Regions from separate parts of the Homo sapiens genome. Here all the other regions are linked to region 5. Evidence: chromatin loops called from intact Hi-C (ENCODE). Cell type or tissue: endothelial cell of umbilical vein. All regions are shown on one strand. Region 1 has its middle 7.6 kb from the start of PARAL1. Region 2 has its middle 420 kb from the start of LINC00687. Region 3 has its middle 24 kb from the start of LINC02871. Region 4 overlaps SLX4IP (SLX4 interacting protein). Region 5 holds the start of LOC124904960 (a long non-coding RNA gene). Region 6 has its middle 8.6 kb from the start of LINC01752. Region 7 has its middle 62 kb from the start of LINC02871.

What was found. Peaks named below come from ENCODE experiments on the same cell type or tissue, not always from the same donor. Only the 100,000 strongest peaks of a DNase experiment are listed, where the experiment ranks them.
Region 1: a loop joins it to region 5, with 8 times the contacts of the local background. A loop is called at or near these places in 10 of 110 quality-filtered maps.
Region 2: it touches region 5 in a loop (6-fold over the local background); 3 of 110 quality-filtered maps call a loop at or near these places.
Region 3: it touches region 5 in a loop (2.1-fold over the local background); 5 of 110 quality-filtered maps call a loop at or near these places.
Region 4: it touches region 5 in a loop (5-fold over the local background); 45 of 110 quality-filtered maps call a loop at or near these places.
Region 6: a loop joins it to region 5, with 5 times the contacts of the local background. A loop is called at or near these places in 4 of 110 quality-filtered maps.
Region 7: it touches region 5 in a loop (5-fold over the local background); 2 of 110 quality-filtered maps call a loop at or near these places.

The regions. Positions count from the first base shown.
Region 1 is chr20:9,976,706-9,980,705 of GRCh38, forward strand. No RefSeq gene overlaps it. Among named protein-coding and RNA genes, the nearest start is that of PARAL1, 7.6 kb to the right of the region's middle. RefSeq lists an enhancer at 716-1,915. In endothelial cell of umbilical vein, a CTCF peak has its summit at 1,860; a DNase peak (open chromatin) is centred at 1,896; H3K27me3 peaks cover 140 bases.
Region 2 is chr20:11,453,691-11,457,690 of GRCh38, forward strand. No RefSeq gene overlaps it. Among named protein-coding and RNA genes, the nearest start is that of LINC00687, 420 kb to the right of the region's middle. In endothelial cell of umbilical vein, no CTCF peak of the experiment used is centred here; a DNase peak (open chromatin) is centred at 1,761; H3K27ac peaks cover 3,059 bases.
Region 3 is chr20:11,000,203-11,004,202 of GRCh38, forward strand. No RefSeq gene overlaps it. Among named protein-coding and RNA genes, the nearest start is that of LINC02871, 24 kb to the right of the region's middle. In endothelial cell of umbilical vein, no CTCF peak of the experiment used is centred here; a DNase peak (open chromatin) is centred at 1,739; H3K27ac peaks cover 1,351 bases.
Region 4 is chr20:10,467,619-10,471,618 of GRCh38, forward strand. All of the region lies in intron 2 of SLX4IP (SLX4 interacting protein), which reads left to right. Among named protein-coding and RNA genes, the nearest start is that of SLX4IP, 34 kb to the left of the region's middle. In endothelial cell of umbilical vein, a CTCF peak has its summit at 2,079; DNase peaks (open chromatin) are centred at 873 and 2,103; H3K27ac peaks cover 2,153 bases.
Region 5 is chr20:11,265,159-11,269,158 of GRCh38, forward strand. It overlaps LOC124904960 (a long non-coding RNA gene), which reads left to right and starts at 885. Exons shown (of 2, transcript XR_007067724.1): 1 at 885-974. It overlaps LOC339593 (a long non-coding RNA gene), which reads right to left. Exons shown (of 2, transcript NR_038972.1): 2 at 1,501-3,724. RefSeq lists an enhancer at 1,588-2,787. In endothelial cell of umbilical vein, no CTCF peak of the experiment used is centred here; DNase peaks (open chromatin) are centred at 1,593 and 2,363; H3K27ac peaks cover 1,684 bases.
Region 6 is chr20:10,759,678-10,763,677 of GRCh38, forward strand. No RefSeq gene overlaps it. Among named protein-coding and RNA genes, the nearest start is that of LINC01752, 8.6 kb to the left of the region's middle. In endothelial cell of umbilical vein, no CTCF peak of the experiment used is centred here; DNase peaks (open chromatin) are centred at 1,684 and 2,304; H3K27ac peaks cover 1,589 bases.
Region 7 is chr20:10,962,065-10,966,064 of GRCh38, forward strand. No RefSeq gene overlaps it. Among named protein-coding and RNA genes, the nearest start is that of LINC02871, 62 kb to the right of the region's middle. In endothelial cell of umbilical vein, no CTCF peak of the experiment used is centred here; DNase peaks (open chromatin) are centred at 37 and 1,847; H3K27ac peaks cover 1,655 bases.

The DNA of each region.
Region 1 (4,000 bases), 1.3 Mb before region 5:
ATGTCTAGCTTCAAAGTTTTATTTTAAACGTAATTGACTGATAATACACAGCTGACTCTTGAACAGCATGGATTTGAACTGTGCAGGCCCACTTATATACAAGTTTTCAATGAAAGTTACACTGAGTGTGCCTGCCTCTCCTGTTTCCCCTTTCATCTCCTTCATCTCTTCCTCCTCTGCCACCCCTGAGAGAGCAAGACCTATTTCTCATCTTCCTCCTCCTCTTCAGCCTATTCAATGTGAAGATGATGAGACTGAAGACCTTTATAATGACCCAGTACCACCTGATGGAAAGTAAATATATTTTATCTTCTGTAGGATTTTCTTAATAACATTTTCCTTTCTCTAGCTTACTTTATTATAAGGCTACAGTAGATAATACACATAACATACAAAATATGTGTTAATCAACAGTTTATGTTATTAGTAAGGCTTCTAATCAACAGTAGGCTATTACTAGTTAAGTTTTGAGGGAGTCTAAAGTTATACACAGATTTTAGACTGTACAGGGGGTCAGTCCCCCTAACCCCTGCTTTGTCCACGTGTTAGCTAAGAATAAAAAGCAGTTGTGTCTCCCATCAGTCCTTTCCTTGTCTTTTGCTTTTAATGCCTTCGTGTAGCTCATCAGCAACAGCCTGGGTTCTTTCCACTCGCACTCTTGTCTGAAGTCTACCTTCAGTTCCTAGGCATTCCATATGCCCATCACCCAGTTGCTGTGAAGGTTAGATGCCAAATGGCTTCCAGCCACTCTTTCCCCAGAGGACTACTTTCAGTGCAGAAGGGGTGTCTTGCCAGGAAAGTTTTGTCTTCCCTCTGTGTAACCATGGACAAACAGCCAGTGACTGAGTGATATAGGGACATAAATCTGTGATACGGCTTATGTTTTAGAGCTCTCCCTATGGGATCTGCCTGAGGCTAGACCTTACCTAAGACCACATCCTTGCAATCCTTTCTCATCCCTTTTAATCCCCTTGAGGGTTTACCCTGAAGAGTGCTTTCTCGGTACATCACACACACAGAGGGATCCCTGTCCTAGGCTCTGCTTTGAGCCTGCACTTCCTGTGCTGTGATTTGATAGTCTCTGTACTAATTCCATCTTCCCTTCCCTTGTTTTTCAAACATTTCACATCCCTTATTGTGTGTGAGTCATTGCTTTTATGTGGCCCAACATCAGGAAGCTGTAGGTAAGACTATTAGTGCTCACTTTAATTATTTCTTTAGAAGTCATTCTGGGTCTGAAGATCATTACACCCAACTTCAAAGCAATCTTGACTCATATTTCATCCAGTCTATTTCACAATTCTGCAAAAGTAGGAATAAAATAGAATTTCCATGCTTTCTCCAATAAGGATCTTTAAATAAATAACATATTCATAAAGTTCTCCCAAGATTCTATTGTACACAAATACCAAGTACAACTTGTAGTTGTACTTAAAAAAGAGTAGTTGCGTTTAAAAAAAGAAGTTGACATCAACTCATAACTCTAGCATGTCTATTCCTGAAAGCAGAAACAATACTTGAGGCTAAGGAAATAAAACAGAATTAGGTTAGTTAGTTAGCTTGTGTTATTAAAGTTAACTTTAGATCCCTCCTAAGATGAATCACTTATTCACCCTCTACTGACACAATTTGTTATTTTGAAGAAGAGAGAGTTTAGGAGCTAAGAAATGGTTTATTTTAAAATATCTTTTTAATAGTGGTGAGCTTTTGAGCTAACCATAAAACTGCTGTACAATAAAGATGCTCATTAAGATAACAAAGGTAGGGCGATTAAAGTGAAACTGTGAGCTGCATCCTCTGTATCTGTATATGAGTCGTTAGGAAAATCCTCGTGACAGCAAACCAACAGAATAGGCAATAGGTGGTGCTGTTGCTATGTGTAATGCCTAGCAAAAGACAAGATGACGCATAAGGGGAAAATATTTGCCAGAAAGAGCACAAGACAAAAACATACCCCTAACTTCTGAATTCTCCAAAAGATGGCAGTGTCATTTCTTTGTCTCTCTTGTCTGAGCTCCACCACTTATCATTGTCTTGTTGAACTGAAGTGCTCAATTTTTGTGTTCTAGGCCAAAGCTATGGCCAACGTGCCATTTTTATATGAAGGTTGAAAGGATTCAATAGATCTCTGATATTGCTCAGCTGATCCGAAAAGACATCCAAATGCAGAGGAGATACAGATACCCACTGGAACAGGGGTCTTTAAAAATAGAGGATGTCCAGAAACTCCTCAGAATACATTGATTTCTGTAACATTTGGTAGAATTATTCCACAGTTATCTTTTGGAAAAGAAATGAGAAATATTTGGGAATAGTTCTTGAAGTTTGTTATATGATCTGGCTCTGTGTCCCCATCAAATCTCATTTTGAACTGTAATCCTAGTTGTAATCCCCACATGTTGGGGGAGAGACCACATGGGAAGTGATTAGATCATGGGGGCAATACCCTCATGCTGTTCTGGTGATAGTGAGTGAGTTCTCACAAGATCTGGTGGTTTTATAAGAGGCATTTTCCCCTTTCACTCTACATTTCTCTCTCCTGCCACCATGTGAGGGAGAACATGTTTGCTTCCCCTTCCGCCATGATTGTAAGTTTCCTGAGGCCTCCCTATCCATGTGGAACTGTGAGTCAATTAAACCTCTTTTCTTTATGAATTACCCAGTCTCAGGTATGTCTTCATAGCAGCATGAGAACGGACCAATACAGTTTATAAAATAAAAAGATAATTTGCAATAAACTTCCATAAAATTCAAAATAGTTTTCAAAAGGAGCATTAGCTATGCTAAACAAAAAAGCAGCAATATGAACAGTTAATAAATAGCAAAGTCTCTTTAAAGTATTGCTTTAGGCATGCAGAATGGATTTTTTTCTTTTTTATCTGTGATGGGATTTATCATCCTAGTGTTAGTTTAGTCAAATCAGTCTTCATGGTTTAGAAAGATGTCCAGCTGTGAAAAGGAAGTCACCTTGGGATTAAAATTTGACACAAATGATCAACAAAATGGAGAATATTTTACCATATTGGACATGCATTTTCAGACAGATTTGTGGAGATAAATTGTTTCTGATTCCAGTGGTCACACAAGAAGATACTGGCCTCTTCAAACTAATTAATTGAGTATCTTCAATTATTGCTACCCCTTGAAGAGTTGCAAACAAAGAAAAATAAGTTGCATTGTACAGTATAGTGAGAAATAAGGAGCAACAAAAATGATGCCTCAGCTGGGCATGGTGGCTCACACCTCTAATCCCAGCAACTCTGGAGGCTGAGGCAAGAGGATTGCTTGAAGTCAGAATCTGAGACAAGTCTGGGTAACACGGCAAGACTCCACCTCTAAAAAAATTTTTTTTAAATAAATACATAGCTGGGCATGGTGGTGTGCAACTGTAGTCCCAGCTACTTGGCAGGCTAAGGCAAGAGGATTGCTTGAGCCCAAGAGTTCGAGGCTGCAGTGAGCTATGACTGCACCACTGCACTCCAGACTGGGTGGCATACTGAGACTCTGTCTCTAAATATATATATATATATATATATATATATATATATATATATATATATATATATATATATATGAAAATAATGCTTCATAAAGTTTGTAAAGTTCTTTCTATGCACCTGATAGTCTAAGCAACTTTTTAAGATAGGCAAGATCATTAATACTGCCAATTTAAGTTTGAATATTCAAGGCACTTTTCCAGCACTTTATACTTATTAAATTATTTAATCTTGTAATGGCCATATGAGGTAGGTATTATTATTGTCCCCCTTTTCCAGCAAAAGAGACTGAAATAGAAAAAAGTTAAGTTGCTTCCCAAGGATATACAACAAGTAAGCTAGCTGGAATTAAAACTCAGATAGTCTGAAAAACTCACACAATCATTGCATCATCATTTTTAGAGGTAAAAATAGACATTAAAGTTTATATAACAAGCTATTAAAGATGCAACTGAATTTAAAACCAAGGTATTAATGATTTGTGGCCTGATGGTCTTCCTTGA
Region 2 (4,000 bases), 190 kb after region 5:
ACTGTGTACCAGATAAGTGAACTCACTGATACATATAGAAAACCTGAAGTTGAATGAAAAAAGCAAGATGCAGTGCAATGAAAATAATATGGTATATGTAGATAACATTTTTAAATATAGGCACAAAATATTGTTATGCTTTCATCTCATACACACATACATAAATGTGTTATATATAATACATATTTATTTGTCAAAATATTTTTTAAAGTTTAAAAGAAAATATAGCAGACTCATCAAGGAGGTGAGAATGAAAATGGAATTTGGGATGAGGTCAAAGCGTTTTCAACTATATCTATAATATTGCATTTTTCTAAAAAAAAAATTTTTAAATTTTAAGTAATTAAGCCCCTAAGTAATTAAGCATGCAAGGTAAGGTACTACTAGGAAGTATGCATGTGAGGAACCAATGGGCCAGGGTGTTTTAGCCCTGACCTTGTACACATCCAGTCTGGCTTCATAGACACATGTTGCAGAATGGCAAGGAAATAGTTGGGATAGCAAAGGGTTCAGCAAGAGGTCAAATGGGACAAGGGAAATAAAGAGCAAGATGAAGACTCTGAAGAGGAATCCCCTACTTTCATAGATATTTCTAGAACCATTGTTGGCCCCAGTGACACAGTTTACCAATCTTCAGTTATAGCAATGCTGTTCCCTATGCATATGTACCTTAATCTTACAGATCATTTGTTTCAGGCATTTTTTACTTGATTAGTTTCCAATACATTGTTTAGATTTCTTTAGATTCGGAGAGAAGGCCCAAAACATAAAACAATTTATAATTAGAAGTCTGAAGCTATAAAAGTCACCTAACATTTGTGCATACTATTTTCAAAGATGTGGAATTGTGTTACATACTTAAAACAGCATCCTTCTAAGTGTATTACAATGATCTGCTTTACTCAAAGTCTACTGATCTCTCAAAGACTCCTTGATCTCTCAATATGTTTTATTTTATATAATTCAAAGAGAAAACAAAGGAGGATCCCTTGGTTACGTATCTTCTGGAAATATTGGGTTACAGCTAATCATCTTTCTGTATTGTCTGACTTCTCCAAATCTTTAATATTCCACAGTGGGCTGTGAATGCACAAGTGTGAAACATAGTATGCAATATTTCCCTAACCTATTTGCACAGAGAATTATTTGTTATTGGGGCTTTCCTCCCCACACCAGACTTTAGAAAATACAGACCTAGAATTTAACCAGTAGATCAAATGAAACTTTAGTTTTATGTTTAAAACAAAGTTGAAAAACACGCTTCTCTAATCACATGAGTGTTTTTCTCTTTGGATTGAGACTCCTCTGCCCAAATTTGTATATAGCTTAGTGTGTATAACAGGGGAGGGGAGGGATTTCAACTACTCCTTGGAGCTGTCAAGTACTGAATCCCACTGATTAGCAAGGAGTTTCTCTCAACGTCTGAACAGCTTCTTGCCCTGGAGTAATATGTCGCTGAGTCATAGGGAAACATTGCTTGGTAATAATTGATGTACAGCTAAATCTTCTAAGCACTTTTTAACTATACAAATGCTTCTTGCCCCCACGAACAATGAACAAGAGAAGAGGCTTCCTTTTAACTTTAAATTAACTAGCATTTCAAAGAGTTCCAGAACATCTTTCAAACTCACTTCTCTGAGGACATCTAAATAGGACCAGTGACTCCCTGAAGGCACCTTCTACCCCAGAGCTCTGTTTCCTTTAGATACTGAAGTACAATAAAGTTGCTTTATAGTCATAGAGGAAATAAACAGGCTGCTGTTCTCAAAGAATGCGAAGCCCTTACCTGTGCCTTGAAGATAGGAACGTTTATGAGTCCCAGGGGACAGGGACAGCCCCCGGATGTGAGTAGTTTCCAGAGAAACAAGTTGATCTGAAGTTTTTCCTGGAGAGTTGGAAAATCTGCCACATGTCATCCAGCGCTTATTTCTTTGGTGGGTTTTACACTTGGGTGTCATTCAGCAGTTTTATGAGAGCAAGACAATGGATAGAGAAGCCATAAAAAAAATTCTTCTAGTTCTTTAAGGTATGAGTCATCTTTACCATTGAAACCTTTGGTCACAGCCTGAATAGAAGAGGCAACATGCACTGCTTTTTTTTTTTTTTTTTTTTTTTTTGGTAGGGGTGGAGGGAGAAGAGTTTTCAAATGTGTTGCTTCCATTCAGGAGGGAAAGATTATTTAGGGATCTATTGATTTTTCATATGTGGTTTGATTGCATTTTCCCTCACTTGAGTTTCTGGATGTGCTCATAGATTGAACCTCAGTTATGTGGGAACTTTCAGTGTCAGTTTCTAAGAGTAAGAGGCACGGCAGCATTAATTTGACCTTCTCCATGATAAGGGATCCATTTTAGAAACAGTAATAATAGCTCACACTTGTTGAACACTTATTTGTTGTCAGGACCTGATATAAATGTTTCATATGTCTTTACTTATTTAATGTGCATAGCAGCTACAATGCAGTAGTTGTGGTAGATTGTGCAAAAGTGGCTGCAATTCTCCAACCTTCCCTGTATCTGCATCCCTTTGCAATGTAACTGCAACTCCTTGCATCAAGAGATGAAGTCAATATCCTCACCTTCTAAATCTGGGCTAACTCCCTCGTGGCTCTGTGATTAGAGGTGCTGGCTGACCTTGGGTGGCCCCAGATGGATGGCTCCTCTGGCTTCCTCCACATGGTCTCTTATCCTTCAGCTAACTAGCCCAGGCTTGCTCACCTGGCTGATGGACAGGGTCTAAGAGAAGAAAGACAAGGGCAAGGCCTTTTTGAGGTCTAGGTTCGGAAATGCCACAACAATACTTCTCCTACATGCTGTCAGACAAAGAAAGTCATAGTGGCCAACCCAGATTTGAGGGGTAAACAATAATCTACCTATTGATGGGAGTTGCCACAAAGTCACACTACAAAGGGCCTGAATACAGGAAGAGCCATTTTCCCCCATGGGTTTCAAATGACCATGAGAATCCACATTGCCATCATCTAGAACAGTAAAAAGTGAACTAATGATTAATACATTCAAACATCAGCTCTTCATTAAGTTGCTTCTGAAGTGGATACTGCACAATCTTGTAAATGATTATTCATGGTCTTTTCACATAAGTCACCCAATAGTTTGACATTGTCTTTCAATTTTCTCCTTTATATCATTAGTTCCTTTACTTTTAAGGCAGACTTGGACAAAATTCATTGTTTATTATATAATAAGTATAGTGAGTATACCACTCCAAAGAGGACTGGACAAAGCAAGAAGACAAAAACCTGATGCAGTGCTTTTCAACAAGAAGGTACATATTAGAATTACCTGGGGAATGTTCTCAAACTTCTTTCCCTACCTCCATTCTGAGGCATATGTTTATTTCCAGGGCAAGGAAGATGAAGACAAGCACTTGTGTTCAAACAAGCCCTTGGATAACTCTAATACGCATTTCCTTCACTTCTCCTCCTCAGTTAAGAATGTCTGCCTAACAATTTGATGGAGTTGTTTGAATACCTTTGATAAGGTGAAATTATTGTGGCAGTATAATTAGAACAATGTGTTTTCATACAAGCTCTTCTATGTTATAGCTAAGAAACCTTGAGAAAGTCACTGGTCTTCTGGGAGCCTCAGTTTCTTCATCTCTAAAATGGGGATCATAATAACTTGCCCATCTCAGAGGCTCAAATGAGATAATTAGGAGAAAAAAAGTGCTTTGCAAACTGTAAAACTCTAAAAAACTGAAAGGAATAGAAACGTTTAGTAACTTCCCTTAATTATGCCAAAGCCCTGCAAGTTAGTCTAGAGTATTCTGTATGAAATATTCTAAAAGTGAATCCTGCCATTTCCTGACAGGCGTCAGTCATTTATCTTTCCCATGATCTCTCTGAATGAGACTTTCCAAATCTAGTTAATTCCTATCTTTTAATATACACCACTGTAGTGTTGGAATGCTGCCGGAGATTTGGAAACGGGCTCAGAGATGAAGTTAAGAGGTCATTTTGCTGTTACTGTGCACTTACCAC
Region 3 (4,000 bases), 260 kb before region 5:
TTAAGGCTTTGAACTCAAAAAGTCCTTAATGCCTTGGGGTTCATGTCCAGGTGATATTTGCAAATGAATATCAATCCTGAAATAATTTAGAGGTATTTTCATTTAACATGTTTAAAGTGAAATTTTTTTTTTGCTTAAAATGGTATGCTTCAATTATGTGGAATTTTTAATTATAGAGACTTGAAATAATTCATGTGATTCACTAGTCCTGGAACTTCTTATCAAAGGATAGTGGGCCTTTTACCAACTCCATTAGGCTATCTCTACAGAAACACATCCTCATGTGAAGGTTTAGTCAAAGAGTTTTGTTGTTATCCAGAGCATGCTGCCCTTTAAAGAGAAGAAAGCTTTCCTTTTTGGGAAAAGACTTCTCTGATCAATTTTGGCTGAGGCTTAAGCAATGATTTATGGGTTTCAGTTGACCCATTTGTTATTTATCTAGGCAAAATGAGTTTTCTATTGATTGAATGTCTCCCCTGATTACGTTTAATCTTTGGAGTGGGATCTAAGGATGGAAGAAAGAGACATTCATGATAAATGTAGCTTTTTTTCCCTAGGAAAACTTGGGAGGAAGACATACTATACCACATGGTCCTTTCCTTTTTCTGTGGATGGCAAAAAGATGCATCACTTCCCGGAGCTTATGATAGAAGATGCTCCTTCGCCAGTGTGAGACACTTAAAAGGACAATGATTTGTGCAGGGAACTAACCCTGTGTGCTACGTGTCCTTTTGCTCCATTTTACTGATGTGACAATTGGAGCAGAATAGTTTATGTGGCAAATTTTCCCAGCATTTATTTGCACTGCTTACTACATTCACATTCTAGTTTACAAATCTTGACAAAGACAACTGAATAGGTGTTTTGCATGAATGTACTTATTTTGTATTGAAGTATGACACACATGCAGAGAAGTGACATTGTCATAAGCAAATGGCTTGATGGCTTTTACAAACTGAATGTATGTATAACCAACATCGAGAACTAGAAGCAGCTTTTTCAGCCCCTCCTTCCTGAAACTTTTCCTCTCCTTCCACCTTGACCAAGTGTAATCTCTCTCCTGACCTCTGGCAGAATAGGTTAGTTTTGCTTATTTTTATTTTTATATGAGGTGAATCTCTAGTGTCTGGGTTCTTTTCCTGAAAGCTGTGTTTATGGAATTCATCCATATCATTGTATGTGGTTATAGATTCTCATTGCTGTGTAGTAGTTCAATGGCATGAATATACACTAATCATTTATCCGTTCCACTGTTGATGTGCAATTGGAGAATTTCCAATTTAGAGCTATTATGAATAATGCTGCTAGAGCCATTCTAATGCATATCTTCCAGTGAACACATATACGCAGTTCTCTTGGGAATATTCCTAAGTGTGGAATTGCTGGGTCGTAGATGTACATTTTTAAAAATCATAATATTAGAGTCGAGTATGCAGAATTGACTGAATTCTAAAACCAAAAGCTAATTTTTTGAAGTGTGAATTTCTGTTTGGGGAAAGTGAATAATGTGAAGAAACATAACATTTTTATTTATGGAAATAAATTTCATGTCCTCTGAGCTAACATCGCCCGTTCTTACGTCTGAATGGCAGGATGTTGAGTGTGCTGACGCGGTCATTTTCTGCGGGGCTGCTCCCAGCTTAGCATTCTTGCCACATAAACTCTTCTAGCCCAAACCTTGAAATACTGCAGGAAGTGGCATCAGCCCTTTTGTGTTCTTTTCCGGCACCAGGTTGCTCATCTCTCCCTGTGCCCATTTGAGGTAATATACTGACAGTTGTCAAGATGAGTCATGGCTCTTTCTCAGACACACAGGGAGACCAAGTTTGTGACTAATCGACAAATCCTCTGGACACAGGCTGAGCCACCAAGAGCCACCCTCGTCCCGGCAAGTTCAGGCCTGGGCTGCAACCTCTGACAGCCAGAGGGGAAAGCAAACATTGGCAGAACAGTTCTGTTTATTTGCTTCTCTGATTTTGAAGACATGCAGCTTTCTCTCACTCTTCTCCATTTCCTCTAAAAAATTTTATTAATCTTAGCTTATTTATGGCCTTTAGCGTTTGTCTGCCTGTTCATGCATGTGCTCAGAATCTAAGGAGTATGGGCATGAATAGAGGCCTCAGGGGAGATGTGGGCTCAAGCCAAGTCCAAGTGGCCTTTGAGCATTGCTGTCTTCCTGGCCACCTTTCACTCCCTATGACTCCTCTGACTCCTTTGCACAGATGTCATTGGATTAATATAAAGCAGGACTTGAAAACAATAAAGAGAAATAAGACGTGAACAAGAAGGATAAGATGAGTTTTTAAGTGGTAGGTACTGATTATCTGCATAGATGTTTCAGGTCTCCTGAGATTTTTCTGGAAACCATTTTCCCAACTGTCCCAAGTTAGTTTTCAGACATTGCTCTAGAGTTGTGTGTGTATGTGTGTTAGTACAATGTCAGCACTAGGTTTTGCAATCACATATGTGCTGCTAGTTCTGTAGCATCTCCATGGAACTAGCCCTTGCAATTATAACAAAGTCTGATATTGGTTGGCTACAAGTAGGTATTGCCTTGTGTATGAGTTGGGTGATATTTTGAATCCCTGGAATTGTCCTCTTCACTTTGCAACATCCACTCACTCAGAAAAAGCCTTGCATCCCTTGCCTGAAGGGTGGAAGAGGTGGGGGTTTAAATTAGTTTCAAGGGACTGGACAATTTCATTCTCACCTACTGAAAGCACCATGTTTGTTGAAGAGAAACTTTCAGAGTAGGCTCAATTAAGCCCAGACAGTTTGATTTAACTTGTTTTTAATTGTAATGGGTTATTTTTTCTGGCACGGAGCCACCCAGAATTTCATCTGTGAGTTCCCCAGATAATCTCCATCTACTTTCACAATTTTCTCAGCAATATTCAGAATTCCCACTACAGTGGGACCTTCTCCCCTCCCCTGTTTTTGTATTCTTTACATCATTCAAGGGTTTGGAGATTAGAAGGCATCCTCTTGGTGAATTGTGGCTGGGAGAGGGGGTTTCTGCAGGAATACTCTTCACAAATCTACAGTCTGTCTTCAGAGGCCAAACTTGTTTCTTGTAGAACTAGAAGTCTCCAACAATGGCAGGCCCCCTTCCTATATTCAGCAATTCCTTCTGTGTCTCAAAATCAGGGAGTTATTGCCTAATCTTTATTACAAAGAAGGGCCTGTTACCATCTCGGTTGGAAAGAGGAGGAATGGAGGAGTTAGTGTTAGGGAAACCAGTGCCCATTAACCTACCACGGTGGTTTGTAAAGTGTGGTCCCTGGATCAGCAACATAAGCATCACTTGAGGACCTCTGAGAGAAGCACACTTACTGAACCAGAAATTCTGGGGCTGGGCTTTTAACAGGTTTTAACAAGCCTTCCAGGTAATTCTCAAACAGGCTACAGTTTGGGATCAACTTCTTTCATCAAAGATTGCTTTTGCCAGTCTTAAATAGTAAGACTGTAAATTTTGGAAGAAGTATCTCTGGGTTTTTCTTCTTCTTCTTTTTTTCTCCATTTTCTTCTGTTTTTCAGTGGTGGTAACTTGTACTGCAAGACAACAGGTATAAAAAAAACCCATGTGAAATATTAGCTGCAATTTCTTTAAGCCTGGGCTCTCTTTTTCCCAGTGGAAGACAGAAGAGCTACTGCAAAATATATTGAATGTTTATCCCCTCACCTTGTATATATTTGAAAAACGATTAAGTCTCTAATCTTAAGTTTCTGAACTGAATGCCTTCCAGACCAGGCTATCTCTCTGTCTTGATTTTTCTGAATAAAGTTATTAACTGCCTTTTTTGATGTATTCTTTTGCACGGTGGCTTCAAAATAGTGTTTTGGTTTTCTTTCCTTTCCTTTTGTTTTTTTCTGGAAATTTCTCCCAAGGGATTCTTAATTATGGACCTCTGTTGAGTATATATGATAACACAAAACTCTGGTTATGGCTGGAAAGCATAGAATTCAGAAGAAGGCTGTCTTACCACTGCTACACCAACAA
Region 4 (4,000 bases), 800 kb before region 5:
CTGTTTTCCCATTCAGTATCATTGTTCTATTGCTTTGCTCATGCTGGAAGCTGTATTTAAGTAAGTATGTGCTGATTTCGTGAAAGAATTGAAATAAAATTAGTAAAAGTTTTCACACCAGCAGTCACCCAATGAGTTTTATCTCAGGCTTAGAGCTTTTAGATACCTTCTCACTCTGTAAGGCATCTGCTCTGAGTGTTGATGACTTTGAAACAAAGTTCTTGGACTTGAAATTAATTTTTTTTTTCTAAGAGTTCTCTCTGCCTTTCTGGCCAGACACCCAGTTTTCTAGGCTTCATTTTCCCAGTCCTTTCCTCATGTGATAATAGATAAACTAGTCTGTTCTTTTTTTGGATGACTAAAAATGTGTAAATACAGCTCTGGCTTCTTATCCTCCTTTTTAGTCTCAACTTTCCACCTGCCTCCAAGAAGTTTCTGCCTACATTGATCCCTAAAACTTCAAACAAAGAACTGAGTTTATCATGGCTTTCATCTAAGCTGATTTTTGCTTTGAAAGTCTCTGATGCTGCCTCCACACACCCTGGGCTTGCCAAATGATGTCTCGTCCTTCATTCTTTAGTCACTTACTAAACGCATTCCTGCTCTGCAGAGCATCTTGAATTTACTCCTCTTAGAAATTCAAGCCTTTATTGTCCTTGTTTTTATGTCCATGTTAATCTCTGAGGACCTCTGTGCCTCTCTTCTCTTACCATTCCAGTTCATCTAGACAAGTGCCAGGGTAATGTTTTCTTAACATCATATTCATCATGTTACTTCCTTGCTTAGGTGATCAGGGTAATTCCTTTTGTTTAAATGGATCTAATCTGAACTCTCCAGCTAGACGTAAGGCATTCTGATAATTACTCTCCCCTTCCTTTTTAACTTGGACCCATGTTTGTTTTCATCTTGGAACTGGGGAACGTGGCCCACTTATTCCTGTGAAACTAATGCATTTGCATTTCCTGCAGTCATCTGGCTTTTCTGTGGTTTTCCCTCTGTTTGCTATCTCTCACCTTTTCTTCCTTGGTCCACACCCTTCAGCTTTTTCCAAGCTTGACCAGTGAATGACTTGCTTTTTCTTTGTTACACATCTAAACCTTTCCCATATTGATTTCTCTCTTGCTATGTGTTTTTTTGACTGTTATGTGCAGTTTATGTTATGTTTTATATATATTTCCAATTTGTTTTCTTTCCTAAGAACATCATCTTGAGGTGATATACATCTGCTTTTATATACATTATGCCTAGCCACATTCCCTGGGAAGAAGGAGCTGTCCTATGCTTCTTTCATATCTGCACAGACCTTGAATAATCTAAAGCAGGGGTGTCCAATCTTTTGGCTTCCCTGGGCCACACTGGAAGAAGAATTGTCTTGGGCCACACATAAAATACACTTATACTAACAATAGCTTTAAAAAAAAATCGCAAAAAAAATCTCATAATGTTTTAAGAAAGTTTACACATTTGTGTTGGGCTGCATTCAAAGCCATCCTGGGCAGCGAGTTGGACAAGTGTGGTCTAAAGCATTTCTGAAGTGCCCAGTACCCCCCACTTTCCTTGTCCCAAAGATGACAAGTTTCTTCGTCTTGGCTCATAGAGAACAGGGAAGTCACTCCAGCTTTGGATTATTTCTTACTGGTCTTTTTTTCAGTTCCAGTCAGGGAATGTTGTAATCTTCAATTTGTGGTATATTTGTTTTTTTAAAAAAAAAATCATCTCAACCTATTTCTCCTTTTAGGAGTCCACAGTTCCACTTTGAAAATATTTTTAATAATTCTTTTGAAAATAATCTCTATTAATAATCAAGATGACAATCCATAGAATTTGCTTCTATATGCTTCAGAAAAGTAAAATGTTTCAGTATAATGGTTTTGATTGTCTAGACATTATATTTTATTTTAATAATTTCTTAGTGTTAGACCTTGATACTTTTAATTTTTTCCAACATATGTACAAAGCATGTGTTTTTATTACTTATTCTAGTGTAAAAATTAATTCTTACCAGAAAAGTAAACTCAGGATCTCTTACCAAATAGATGAACTCAGTAAGCACCTTGGATTCTCTCTGAGGGCTGTAGGGGGCATCATTGTTCCAATGTTTTATAAAGTATCTTCCCGCTGTGATCTAAAGAAGCACAGCAACTAAAGTGCTTTTACAGTCGTTGGCTCGTGCCCACGTTACTATGACATCCTAAATGCCTGTTTGTTTGCCTGGTGGTTGTATGTGCACACTTGCATCCCTAGCCTTTTATGAATGTGTATATTTAGATTGCTTCTGTCATAGAGTCCTCCTCACTAGGATGTACCACCACCAAACACCGAGGGAAGACAGTCCCAACGACGAAAACTATCCAAAGTGGCCCCAGGGAAAGCATTCTCAGAGTGACACAAGACTGCCTCTTCAGTACTTCCTTTCCAGATTCAGGAACCTGGAGATGATGGTCGGAGAGTAAGGATCCTCTTTGTCCTTTGAAAGCTTTGGGACCCCAGTTCCGCCCTGGTCCCAGCAGTAAGGGCTGGAGGGGGCCAGTCGAGTCTGGAAAGAAATCCTTGAAGTCATAGTTTTATTACCATTACTGCTCATCCGACTCACCTTTCCTTTTTGTTATTATTACTCTTAGTTTGGGGGATGCTTGGTTGAGAAAGTGAGGGATGGGGTAGCGATTGAGAGTGTCCTTGCAATTTACAGTCCCAGAGAATTCCATGGAAATGACATTCCATTGAAATGGCAAAAACGTACAGCAGCGTAGCCGTCATTAGCCAAATAATGTAACGATGCATAGTGTTTGCTAATTGTGCTTTGAGATACTTCTCTAGTAGTAGGCTCTTGGAATATCCATGATTAAGTAATACAGGAAGCTAGGCCTCTATATGTGTCACTTTGTCCCATGTGAGTGTCATGTGACAAAAACACTGATTTTCAGACTGTTGGAAATAATCAGGTTATTAATAGTTACCTTAAACACTCACATACACACATGCACACACTTGTGCTATATTTTGCGAGTTTAATATGAGGTGAAAAAAGAATGTCATGCTGTTTGTTCCACAGTGGAATAGCATTATATAGATTCTGGTAAGGTATGTACCAGGTCTAGCATCCGGATCCTTATTACCTGAAAAATTCACCATATGTTACTGATTAGTATTGAGATCATGTCTGGTTCTAAATTTTTGTGGTTCTCTAAATCTATTCATTTTACTCTAGGTTCTTTGATAGCACTTCTTGAAATTTAGATCATCAAGTCTTTGAGGAAAGGATTCTAGAAAATTAAAATATCAGACTTTTAATCAGGATTCCTGAATGCATGTTGTGGTTTCACTTTTGAAAACTGGATGACTTTGGGTGAATTTTATTACCCCTTTGAGCATCTTATTTCTTCAGCTATAAGGTAGGATTAACAGCAGTGTCTGTTTTACAGGGTTTCTTTTGGATATCAAATTAATATAAAAGACATAATGCTGTGAAAGTGGGAAAATAACATTTTATGCATGTCTTAGGCTGTCAGTAATTATTTTATTATCTTACAGTGACATGCTGTATGGTATTTGAGGGACTTGGCCTTGACTTATTTGTTCCTGGTCTCATAATTCTTGGGAGTGAGGAGTAGTCTAATTCTTTTCATATGTGAGGGCTCAATTAGCAAATCTTTATTTATCCTCATCATGCAAGGCCCTGGGTTAGGCACTATAGACACAGATGAGGCTGATGATTGCCCATCCCTAACCTCAGGTAGTTTGCAGTGAGAAATTAATGTGTCAAACTAATATCATTAAATAAAGGTTAGTGAAAAAGAGATACCAGAGCACCCAGCATAGCTGGGTTATGACCAGATGAGCCCAGTAATTTTTTTCAGACATGTTTCTGAATGGGATGTTGTGGAAAAGCCATAGGGCAGCCAGTCTGTTGGGTGCACTATTTGTTAATCAGTTTATACTTTGGGCTACAGTGGCAGGTGGTCAGGATTAGAAGTTAGGGTTGTTAGATTTTAGTCCTTGC
Region 5 (4,000 bases):
AAAAAGAGCTAAGTTGATTCAGCCCTATCTTGGAAAGATCAGACTCCAGATAGAAGTTTGCCTTCATCCTGGGGGCTGCTCTGTATGATGGTCAAGCTGGCATGTGTCTAGGGAGTGAACCAGACAGTAAGAAGAATGTACCTCTTGGAGTGAGGAACTCTCTGCTGTGTTGTGGATTCTGTCTCCACAAAAGCAGGATCCAAAAATATCTTGAGACATACTCTGGTTCAGGATGTAATGTCAGGATGCTCCACCAGGTTCCCAAAGTTACCTAAAACAGAGGGTCTTAATTGAGTTTGCTCCTTTCTTTGATTGGGGTTCCCAAAAGCCATCCCTGAGATAATATTAATATATTGGGGGAAGTAGAAGAAAATCAGAGATGGGAGAGGGAAAGGGAGAGAGAGAAAGGAAGGCAGCCCAGAAAGGATGTTTCACAAAATCAGCTACTGCTGTGAGCAAGTGGAACCTAGACTTGCTGGAGACTGCTGGAAAATGGGGTGAAGCACCTTTATCCTATCCAAGTGGCAAGGAAACCGGGTGTATATGCAAGACTCCTAGCAATCATTCATCTGGCCTGCCATGAGTGGCTAACCTAGACTTAGATACCAGAGACTGTCCTTAGGCAAAGAGTAAGTTGGGCTGCTCTGCCCTGAAGGAGTAAGGCAGGAACGAGTAAGGAGTAAGAGATGTAGAGATGGTACCCACAGTATCTGCTGCAACCACCCCTCAGGGAAATTGCTGTTCACTCAGGCTACCATACAAATAGCACCCCTTGGGGTTTTGCAACATGCATCTTGTTCATTCTCCCCCTTCTTGTCCCCCGCTCCAGTCCCATCTCTATGATATTTGTTGTGCAGGATGAATTCACGCTTCTCAACATCTAAGCCTTCGGCACACCCTTTGGTGGAATTCAAAGTTTCTGCGGAGCAGAGAGCAGTAATTAACAGTGAGACCTTATGATGAGCAAATCACAGGTCAGTAATAACTCAGTTCTTGGGGAATTCAGTCATGGGGAAGCAACAACTCATAGCTCAAAGTCAGATTCCCTTCTATTTGTAACAATTTCTGGGTGAAGAAGCTTAAGAAGCTAGTCGCATTTTTCCCGGATACTGGCAGCCATTGTTTCTCTCTTTTTCTTTCTCCATTAAATAGTACATCCGGGGCACCTGTGTCCCACATTATTTAACAAATGATGTTCTCATTTTGGCAGGCAACACAGAAAAATATGGTTCCTTTACAGGATTTTCCTTGTGAGCTACAATTTTGATCCAACACCACCATTGATCTGGAAGAAAATTATGTATAATAGAGTTTTAATTAGACTCTGAAATGAAGTGTGTGTGTGTGTGTGTGTGTGTGTTTGGGGTTCGAGTGTGGATGTATGTGTATCCATACGCTCGCATAAAAATGGTGACCCAGTTTTAACTCTACTGGTACAAGCGAAGCTGTTGTAAGACAGAAATGACTTCATCAGGAAATCCTCATTCAGACTTCCAAATATACAAATAGATGCCTTTTATTCCACTGTGAATCAAAATGATGCCATGTCCTGTAATTAAGGATGTTATTGACCAGGTTGAATGGGCGCCAACCATGCCTTGCCTTTGTTTCTATGACAGTCATTTCAAAGTTCAGCATCTTAAGTCTGATAGTCACCTTATTTGGCAAACATTCAGGAATTCTGCTTCCAGGTTTATTTCAGGGTGACAGAATTTTCATTTAATCTTTATCTCATGTTAGGAGACACGTTAATTGCTTGAGGCCAGACACACAAATATTTGTGTGCTTGAGGCAGGTTACTGTGCAGACAAAAATAGTCATAGATGAAAGAAATATATATCCTAACATAGTGACTTGAGCTAAACTATCATTGAGCCGAAGGTTTTTTTTTTAAGTTGTCAAATGTAAATATATGTGGGATTGAGTCAATAGATAACATTAGCTTATTATTTCTTTCCTGTGGAAGCCATATGCAACCATTAGTCTTTTTAAATATTAACTTCTCAAACTGACCAGGTAACTAGCTCCTGTGGGTTCTGTATAATGGTAGGATGAAATGGTCCGTTGAACCAGCATCTTGGGTGGGAGGGGAGCAGAAACACATTTAGAGCAATGATACAAACACCTCTGAAATCAGCAACTCAACTCTCAGATACACAGGGCCTGTGTGGAATCTCCTCCTTCGGGGGCACTCTGCCCAACTTCCCCAGCTGCAGGAAAGAAGACATCACCCTAAACACTGAGAGAATGCCTGAACTTGCCGTGTCTTCTCTCTCGCCTGCTCGTCCACCCCCATCAAATTCTATCTTTGTTTTAGGCCATGACTCACAACCCACCCCCACCCTTCAGTCAGCTGTGACTCATAGCAGAGGCCAGATAAACTGAAGGCTGAACAGCAGGGGTGGGAGAGAGCTGCAGTGGTTTTTTTTTCCCTCTTGCTTTTTTTACCCAGTGAGAAAAGCTAGGTCAAATGGTCAAGTTGTGGGAATCTTTGAGGGTTTATGTGTATGTGTGTGTGTGTGTGTGTGTGTTTAATTTGGGGGAATTCCTGCATTGACTGGGGGATTCAGCTAGGTGTACTCTTTGAAGGTAACAATAATATTGTGGTTCCAACTTTTACCATTGAGAATAATCTAACTTTGATTGCAAAGATGGCCTCCAATTTTTTTTGAAACATTTTTGGGATCCTTGCCTTTTGCAATGTGACTTTACTCCCATTAAGGCATCGGGTCTCTTTTCCCTCCTTTAGAGTCTGGGGTTGGACATGTGACTTCCTTTGGCCACCAGAATGTTGCCAAGAAGTAAGTGATGCACCAGTTTAGGGCCTAGGCCTTAAGAAGCTATGCGTTTTCCTGATCTCTCTTTTGTGCTTCTGTTTTGCTGTGATAGGCTAGCCTGCTAGAGGATGGCTGCATCGTGCAGCAGAGCCAGGTCACCAAGGCCAGGGCTGTCCTAGATCAGCCACACTGCAGCAGACAGACCAGTGGACTCTAGAAAATTGAGTGAGCCCAGCTAAAATCAGCCAACCCTGGTTCATTGATGAGGACCCAGCTGAGCTGCCCAGCTGACCAGTAGCTTTGTGAGGACCCAAGAGCGAGCTGTCCAGCTGACCTGTAGCTTTATGAGAAAAACAAAAATAGGAACAAAAACAATATTGTGATTTTAAGCTACTGTGTCCTCCCTTTGGCCCTTACTCTGTAGAGACTTCACATGATTTACTTCGCTATCTTTTTTTTTTTTTTTTACTTTCTTTTGAAAGAGTTCCCTTACCCTATGACTTCAACACTGACCTTTCTCTAAGGAGGATGCTCTCATACGTATCTTTATCTGTCCTCTCCCTTGCAAGCGTGTCCAGCCCGTGGCCCATAGGCCACAGGCAGCCCAGGATTGCTTTGAATGTGGCCTAACACAAATTTGTAAACTTTCTTAAAACATTATCAGATTTTTTGGTGATTTTTTTTAGCTCATCAGTTATTGTTAGTGTATTTCCTGCATGGCCCAAGATAATTCTTCTTCTTCCAATGTGGCCCAAGGAAGCCAAAAGATGGGATACCCTTGCATCTTGAGTTTTCATCTCATGTCCCCAGTTACCTCCTGGGCTCTTTCTGTCGGCTGTCTGGGTACTGCTCATGGAAGAAATGTCAGCAGGAAAAGGAGAGGTCTTGTCTTCAACCCACTGCTGATGCATTTCATAACTTTTGGCTTCTCAGGGTCTTTGATGTTCCTGTAAAAGACATGCCAGTTAACAACACTAAGTGATCACACAGATAAGGGACACTTGTAATCAGCCTCAAAATCACTGGGCCTAATTCCCGTATTGAAATGGAAACCTGTAGAAGCATACGTACCTGCTCCCTCACCTGTCTATGCTTAATTAAAATAGAGATTTTGAGGCTCTTTCTTGGAAATTCTATTTCAGGAGGTATGGGTTAGTTTTCCAGAAATTCACTTATCATTTGGACACTCCATCCAGACCTCCTTCAGGATGAAACTCATCCTG
Region 6 (4,000 bases), 510 kb before region 5:
CAGGGGTGACAAGAATGAAACTCTATTTCAAAATAAAGAAAAAAAAGAAAAAAAAAGAAAACCCAACCTCAACTAGCTTAAGCAAAAGCAAATTTATGTGGTGAAAGGGTGGATCTGGTTTTAGAATCAGTTACCAAGGGCTCAAGAAGTGTCACAGGGACTGATCCCCCCACCCCCCCGTCCCCCATGTCGTGTCATTCTCCAGGTCTTTCCTTTTCATTGCCAGGAGCTCCAGGTTTCTACCCTCAGAACTCCAAGGCCATTGGAAAACAGAGGGCAGTTTTCTTAGTTGCCCAAGGAAATGTTCCCAAATTGTATCAAAAGCCCACCTCTAGGTTAATTATTGTGGCTGGAGGATGTAATCCATTCATAGGTCAGGGCTGGCCAGGTGTAGTGGCTCATGCCTGTAATCCCAGCACTTTGGGAGACTGAGATGGGTGGGTCACTTGAGGTCAGAAGTTCGAGACCAGCCTGGCCAACAGGATGAAACCCCGTCTCTACTAAAAATACAAAAATTAGCCAGGCATGGTGGCGGGCGCCTGTAATCCCAGCTGCTCGGGAGGCTGAGGCAGGAGAATGGATTGAACCCAGGAGGTGGAGGTTGCAGTGAGCAGAGATCACGCCACTGCACTCAAGCCCAGGCAACGAAGCGAGACTCCTTCTCAAAAAAAAAAAAAGAGAGAAACATAGGCTAGGACTAGGCATATGCCATGCCTTGTGACATAAACTGGACATGGGGAAGGGGAGTGATTCCCCAGTGTTAGTTAGCCTTGCTCTTGTCACTAGAAGGAGGAAGGAATGCTGTGTGGCAAGGAAAGGAATTAATGTCCACTTGAGATGGATTTGAGAAGGATGTCTGCAAGCAGAAATAAAGGGTTAAAGGGTGCTTACATTAAAAATTTTGATAGCTACTGCTCTCAAAATTGTATCGCGATTTATATTCCCAGTGCCAACAGTGTTTGAAGAGTCTGGCTCTCCAGAGCCTGTAGACACTGGATATTGTCAGTGTTTTAAATTTCAGCAGATCTGATATCTAAAAATGGTATCTCACTGTTCTAAACTGTTCTAGTATGGTGTTCTACGTGAACACCCTTTCATGTGTTTAGCTGGCCTTTGCATTTCTTTTTTTTTTTTTTTGAACTGCCTATGCATATCTTTTGGTCAAAATTCAATTGAATTGCCCTTTTTTATTGTTAGAGCTGCTACAAACATTACTGAAAAGGCAACTCAGTTGTGTGTGTGTGTATGCACACACATATATATTTATAATACATATGTTACTTAGGGTTTGTACCAGCTCTATGAGCTCCTTGAGGGTGGCACCTTGCTGTAATACAGCCTGACACCTAATACGAAGTAGAAATCAGTGATTATTTATCACGCAAATAAAGAAACAAATAAGTGAACGAATGAATGAGTCAATAGTGTTGACTGCCTTGTATTGTCCTAGGCCCAAGAGACAGTGAAATATCCCTGTTCTTGTATACTTTTCTGTAAGTTTCTGGAAGTTTCTCTGTAAAGCATCTCAGTAAGCTTTTCTATAGGCTGTGAGAAACGCATGAGTCAGGCTAATAGGAGGCATATAATTTTGAATTGCTTTTCAGAAATGGCCTTCATATTCCTTTACACTCACTCATCCTGTTGATAAGAGCAGATGGCCTACTGCATGTGACTCAGACTCAAACACACACCTCCGCTCCCTTGAAGTGCCAGCCCTGGAGCTTTGTTGAGGCTCGCATCTGCCACGGGAGTCAGCTAGTACGTTGCCCAGTTCAACATCCATCCAGGATTTCATAGGAACTTGAGAATCATTGTTTTTGGCTTGAATCCTGGGTTTGAGGTTTCTTCGTGTAGGAATCTGAAAAAAGGATTTGGAAACGTTGTTGTCTCTAATCCCAAAGTATGTATCTGGGAGGCTGCCTTCGCCATCACCCACCTAATAACTCAGGCTCCCGGGGCCATTTCGCTCAAGTGCATTCATTCCTTTGGTAGAATCAAAAGAAACTGATCCAGGTGACAGAGTACCTGGGTTCTAATCCCAGTTTTGATGAGCAAGTTATTTACCCCTTACAGCCCCATTTTCCCTATTCTAAAATGATATGGTTGCAACTGACGATCTCCAAGTCTCCGTCCAACTCAACAATTCAGAGTGGAATTCTGAATTCTGCTCTGCCACCAACAGCATGTCCTCGGAGCTTTGCCTATTACTCATGAGAATGTCAACGTCTGGGTAAATAGATATTTTGGGGTCAGCTCTAAAAAACCCAGAAGTACGTATTGTATGTTGATTTTGGCACACGGACAAGCCTGAACAGGGCTGTGTCAAGCCTTTTACCATGATAGCTGCCGGAAGAAAGGCCAGGCGAAGCAGTCTGGGTGAGCTGCTTGGAATGAAGAGGACCAGCCCACATCCCATGGCACAGATGACCTTCAGGAGAAGTGGAGGGGAGCAGCTAATGTAAAGAAATCATTAGCATCTGTGTTGGAAATGGCTTATGACACTGTCTCAAAGCCACGTTCTCAGACAACAGGGAAAGCTGTAAATAGATGCACACAGTTATCCAAGCATAGCAGAGTAAAACTAAAGGAAAGCCAAATTAAACAGGCTCAACCAAAGTTTTGAGTGAAAGTGTTGAATATTGCTCATGCCTTCAGAACGGGAAGCTCTGTTTAGAATACTCACAATGGTGGGTCCTCTTGAGGTGACTACAGGCTGGTAGGTCGGTTCTATCCTCCCCCTAGGAGCCATCTCAGCAAAGAAGAATCAGAGGCAAAGACTCTTTCAAAGCAAGGACCTCACACTGTGAAGGACTGGGAGCATTGCTTGATTGCTACTCAACTGGCAAAAGTTTTTAAAAAGCAAGTTAGGCCCCAAGACCACATGACTGAGAATCCTAACACATAACTGAGAATTATAATAACATGATGGATTCTCCTTGAAAAATATATTTCGTATTTTGGCATAATTTCAAACTTACAGGAAAGTTGCAAGAATTGTACAAATGATTTTTGTGTATGCTTCATACCCACATTCTGCATTTTACCAATTCTTTTTTCCCTTCCTCCCTCTTTATTTCATATATATGTTATATATATATATATATATATATGTGTGTGTGTGTGTATATAGACACACACACATATATGTAACAGTTCTTGGGTATGTGTGTGTGTGTATATATATATATATATATATATATATATATAATGTATATTTCCCACAGAACTGTTTGGCAATAGGTTGCAGACATGATATCTTAAACATTTCAGTGCATATTTTCTAAAAACAAGGACAGTCTTTTATATAACTGTAGTACCATTACCAAAATCAAAAAATTAATATTGCCATAATATTATTATCCAGTTCATAGACTTCATTCACTTCCCCGACTGTCCAAAAATAAATATTTTATAGCAAAAGAAAGTCCTAGACTACATGCTGCATTCAGTTAACACGTCTTTAGTTGTTTTTTCTTTTATTTTAATCTGGAAGTTTCTCAGTCTTTCTTTGTCTTTCATGATATTTTTGATGAATACAGGCCAGATACTTTGTGGAATGTCCCTCAATTTGGGTTTGTCTGATGTTGTGGAATTTCCTTTTAGCTCTATAAGCTGCCTCCTGAAATACAAATGCCTAGTTAGGATGTGACTGGCTGCAGGAAACAGTCTCTCCAGCCTAGCAGGCTAGAGCTCATGCAAACTCCCCTTTGCCCCATCTTGGGGATTTCCTCCCTATCCTCTTCAAACATGGTTTCTCTCTCTGCAAGAGTTGTGGGAAAATCTGATACTTTGCTTGTTGGAAATTAGACTTATATTGTTTCCCACAGACATCGTGTTGGATGTGACAGATGGGTTGATTCTTCAGTTTTATCAGTGTTAAATTGTAGGAGCACTAAATATGCGTTACAAGCAGATGGGAATAGATTTATGATGTATAGCTTAGATTCTATGGAAAAATAAACTTTAGGCTGTAAACAAATCTATGTACAAATTAACTTTT
Region 7 (4,000 bases), 300 kb before region 5:
CTCTTCTACGGAGTCATGCCATCAAACTGCCCTTTCTCTTTATTATTATTTATTGTTCCTTGAACTCAGCAAGCAAAAGTGGCTCATATAATAACTCTGGCAGTGCCAAAACAAACAGACACAGTACTGCCCTGAGCTGCTTGAGGTTTAGAGACACAAATGATATTGTACAAAAGAGAAATGTAGAACAACTGCAGAATGGAGGAGGTGTATTTCCCCTGTGTCCCCTTTCTCTTGCTATTTACTCCACACTCTTTGACTCAATGAAGGAAACGTACGTGAAATATATACCTTCATGTCTGAATAATTTTAAAACGTTGAGAAGATTTAGACATTTCAATAATTCTCACAAAAATGTTTAAACAATTCTACAGATTTAGAATTTTAGTTCTTGCCAGAAAACTAATTCAACTTAATTTTGGGGATGGTTCTTGAAAAAAACACTATTAAATACTATTGTTAAATACTATTAAATACTATTTTTAAATACTATTAAGTATGGGAAGGAAATGCAGAAGGAATGAGCAGGGCATTTGGGGAGAACTGAAATCACTTAATATTTCACCAGAACACTCCTTTTTAACATGTTATTAAACATTTTAACTTGAAATCCTATATTTTATTATGTGTAAACCTTGGGTTGGAAACATCCCCTGGAATTAGTTGAAAAGGTAAAAAAAATTTATGCATAGAAGGAGTTACGTCTTGCTAGAGACTCAAATGATTATCAAATTAGTAAATAAATGAATAAATTAATTACTACTTGATTTCTTTGCCATTAAATCTCTTTTCCTGTCTTTCCTCCTGTATTCCTCCCTTCAAAAATAATTGTCAGTTACTATAGCTTCTTCTCCCACCCAGTTAAAAAATATTTTGTTAACCTTTGCCCATTTGGTGGTCTGGACATTTGCTGTTGTTTTCTGTCCAGAATCTCTTCTCTCTTCTGTTAAAAGTATTAATGTTTCTTGAAGACCTTTCTTCCTTCACAATCAGGTCATGTGATTTGATTAGAGCTGACCTGCCCCCATGTTTCAGGTGGTTATGTCATGACCCAGGCTCAATAGATGAACATGTGACCCACGCTCACTAGATGAACATGTGACCCACATCTGTCCAATTACAGTGAATCTCAGTACTTTTGCTGGTGGTGTAGGAAGTATGGAAGGAAGTCAAGGATGAAGGTGGTATAGGTGGTCTTGTCTGTCCACCGGCATTGCTAAGAGGAGAAGAAATTGGTCTGGGGCTGTAGTGCACTATCTTGTCACCTCGAGTTGTGGTGGTGAGGTCCTTTTTGAAAGGAGTCCACCAAGAAAGTCCATGATTTCAAGATGTTCTGAAGACATCATCTGAGTTTCTAGATGTACCGGTTCCTGAAACAAGATATTGGCTATTGAGACAATAAAATCCCCCCGGCCCCACTTTTTTTAATGCCTGTTGAATTGGGTTTGCTGTCAATTTGCCAGAAGGGTTTAGACAAATGCATCTCCCCCAAACACACACCCACATCTGTGTTTTAGAGAAGAGCATAAATCAGAAACAGCAGTGTTTTCTAGTACATCTTTCTTTGTTCTTACTATCAACTACTAATTTTCTTGGTGTCTTCCTTGGTATTTTCATGTAAAGTAAATGCTGCATGAATTACTCAATGAATTATTATTTTTTTCTGTGAATAGAACATGCCAGTTATACTTTAGGTTATTAATTTGTAATTGTTAGAGCCAGGGGTTAAATTGTGCAACAGTCAAGTCCCTCCCTCATTACCATGCTTTGGCTGAATCCTGTCTCCAGAGAGAGGAAATGTTTCTGTTACTCTCCCTCTTCCTGAGGAAGCATGTCTCCAGCCTTGCAAAGTCATCAAGACTGAAAAAATCACCACCAGGCTGTGATAACAGGACAGATCCCTCCCATGCTGCAAATTATGCTGTCTCCCCACTGAAGCCACTCGCCTCTGTAGTGTCCTCATCACTGAGTGATTGGCTTTTCCTGAAACAAACACACACAGCATGTGCTATACATGTAGACAATCAGGAAAACTTCAGAAAAAAAGGAAAGAGAAAAGGAAGGTGTGTTTTATGTTCTACTAGTAATAACATGATAGCTTTTATTACTTCTAACTTTATTTCTTCTTGGTTTGACTCACTTTCAGGAGGTGATGTGGTGTGCAGGCCCTGTGGTTTTATCTTGAATCCTGGCTCTTCGGTTTAGCAAGGATACTATCTGGGCAAATAACTAATTTCTATGCTGTATTCCCCTATTTGCTAAAAAGTATTAATACATACCTCATGGTGATGTCAGAGTTAAATGAGATAATATACCTACAGCACTTAAGACAGTGTCTTGAACATGGCAAGTACTCGATTAAGGTCAGCTGATGTTTAGTAGCTGGACAGTTTCTCTCTTTCCTCCTCACACCACTCTTCCTTCTCCCAACCCAGGTTAGACTTATCCCTTTCTTTGCTAACTATAACAGGTAGCTCCCCACAGAGTATAATTTGAGAAGCCTCAGAAAGATGTCTCTTGTACTAAAATATTTATCCTTTAGTCCCTGTTGAAATTTTCCTTTCAACCACATTCTGGAATTAACATTGAAGTTCCCTAGTAAAATGCAAAAGCATCAGTCATTATACACTTTGAATTTATCAATTGATTCCTAGACATCAGATTCTGGGGATATGAGGCACAGGAAGAATCAGTCAGAGAAGACAGGCTAAAACTCAGGGGTGTGTTTTGTCTCTGATTTCAGAGCTTTAGGAGAGATGAGAATGGGATGCTAAGAGAAGGAGATAACCTACCTGGCCAACCACATTGCCAGATTCAACTGGTGAATAGTAGGTGATGGACGTTAGGATGAGAGTTCCATCACATCTTTGTGAAATGCTGTGGTGGGGAGTCCAAGATTGATGCCCAAGTTGGCTGAAATAAAGCTCCTCTAGGTATCAGTTAGGAGTCATTCAGGAGAACAGAAACTGATCTAATCTGAAACCAGAAAAATTTAAAACAGAGTTGGACACATAGTTGCTGGAACATCTGCGACGCCAAATAGAAGCTGCTAAAGAAATACAAAGATTTGCAAAAGCAGGATGCCATTATCTTTCCTGAGGTTAGATGCATAAAGAAGGAGGTAGTGTCTCTGAGGCTGGAAGCTAAGCCCACCTAGCAAAAGCAGGAGCCTTAGCTGCCTCTCTGACAAGAACCAGAGCCATGGAGAAGGCACAGTTGCTACCTGAGACATTGCCTATGACAGAGAAGGATGGGGGAAATGCCCTGTACTCTCCTTTCTTTCTGCTCTTTAACCTCCTGCCAGCATCTCTCATTGGGTGAATGTGGGTGGAAGTCAGCTGGTACAGAAGCCTGGAAAACAGAGGCTGCAGGACCCACCTCCATGGTAGGCGGCGCAGTTTAGGAGATGGGACTAAGAATGACGTGAGAACAATGAAGCGATGGTCACAGTGCTGAGAAGGTGAAGGAAAACTATTATGGTCAACTAAGTAGGCGACATTGAAGAATTTGAGGTGTCAAAGGTCCTCTTTACGTTTGCCATATTACGTTTGCCATACATGTTGAGGATTTTGGCTTAGTTTTTAGTCTGGACCTAGATGTAGACTATTATACACCTCACTTCCTTAGTTTTTCTCAATGGTAGTCATGGAGTCTGCATTAGAAACAGTTGTACTGGTAGTTCAACATGCTAATTCCTGGGCCTCACATCAGGTCTTCTGAATACATTTTCCTTATTATGGGGTCCACTGGTTTGGTTATTTCTATGTTATTGAGATTTGTGTTTATAGTGGTTTTTTTTTCTATTTAAAATTGGGACAATCACTCTCCGAGCAAGCTTTGCTTGTTTTCTCTCTTTGATGATGGGTGATCCTGTTCTTATGAAGTTCTAGTCTATTGGCCTGTTTAATATCCGCCCAAAGGTTCTGCCCAGGACTTAGACTGCTGATGAGAAATGTCTCTTTTCCAAAGATTGATGGTTTAACTCAAGAGAAGGGCAACA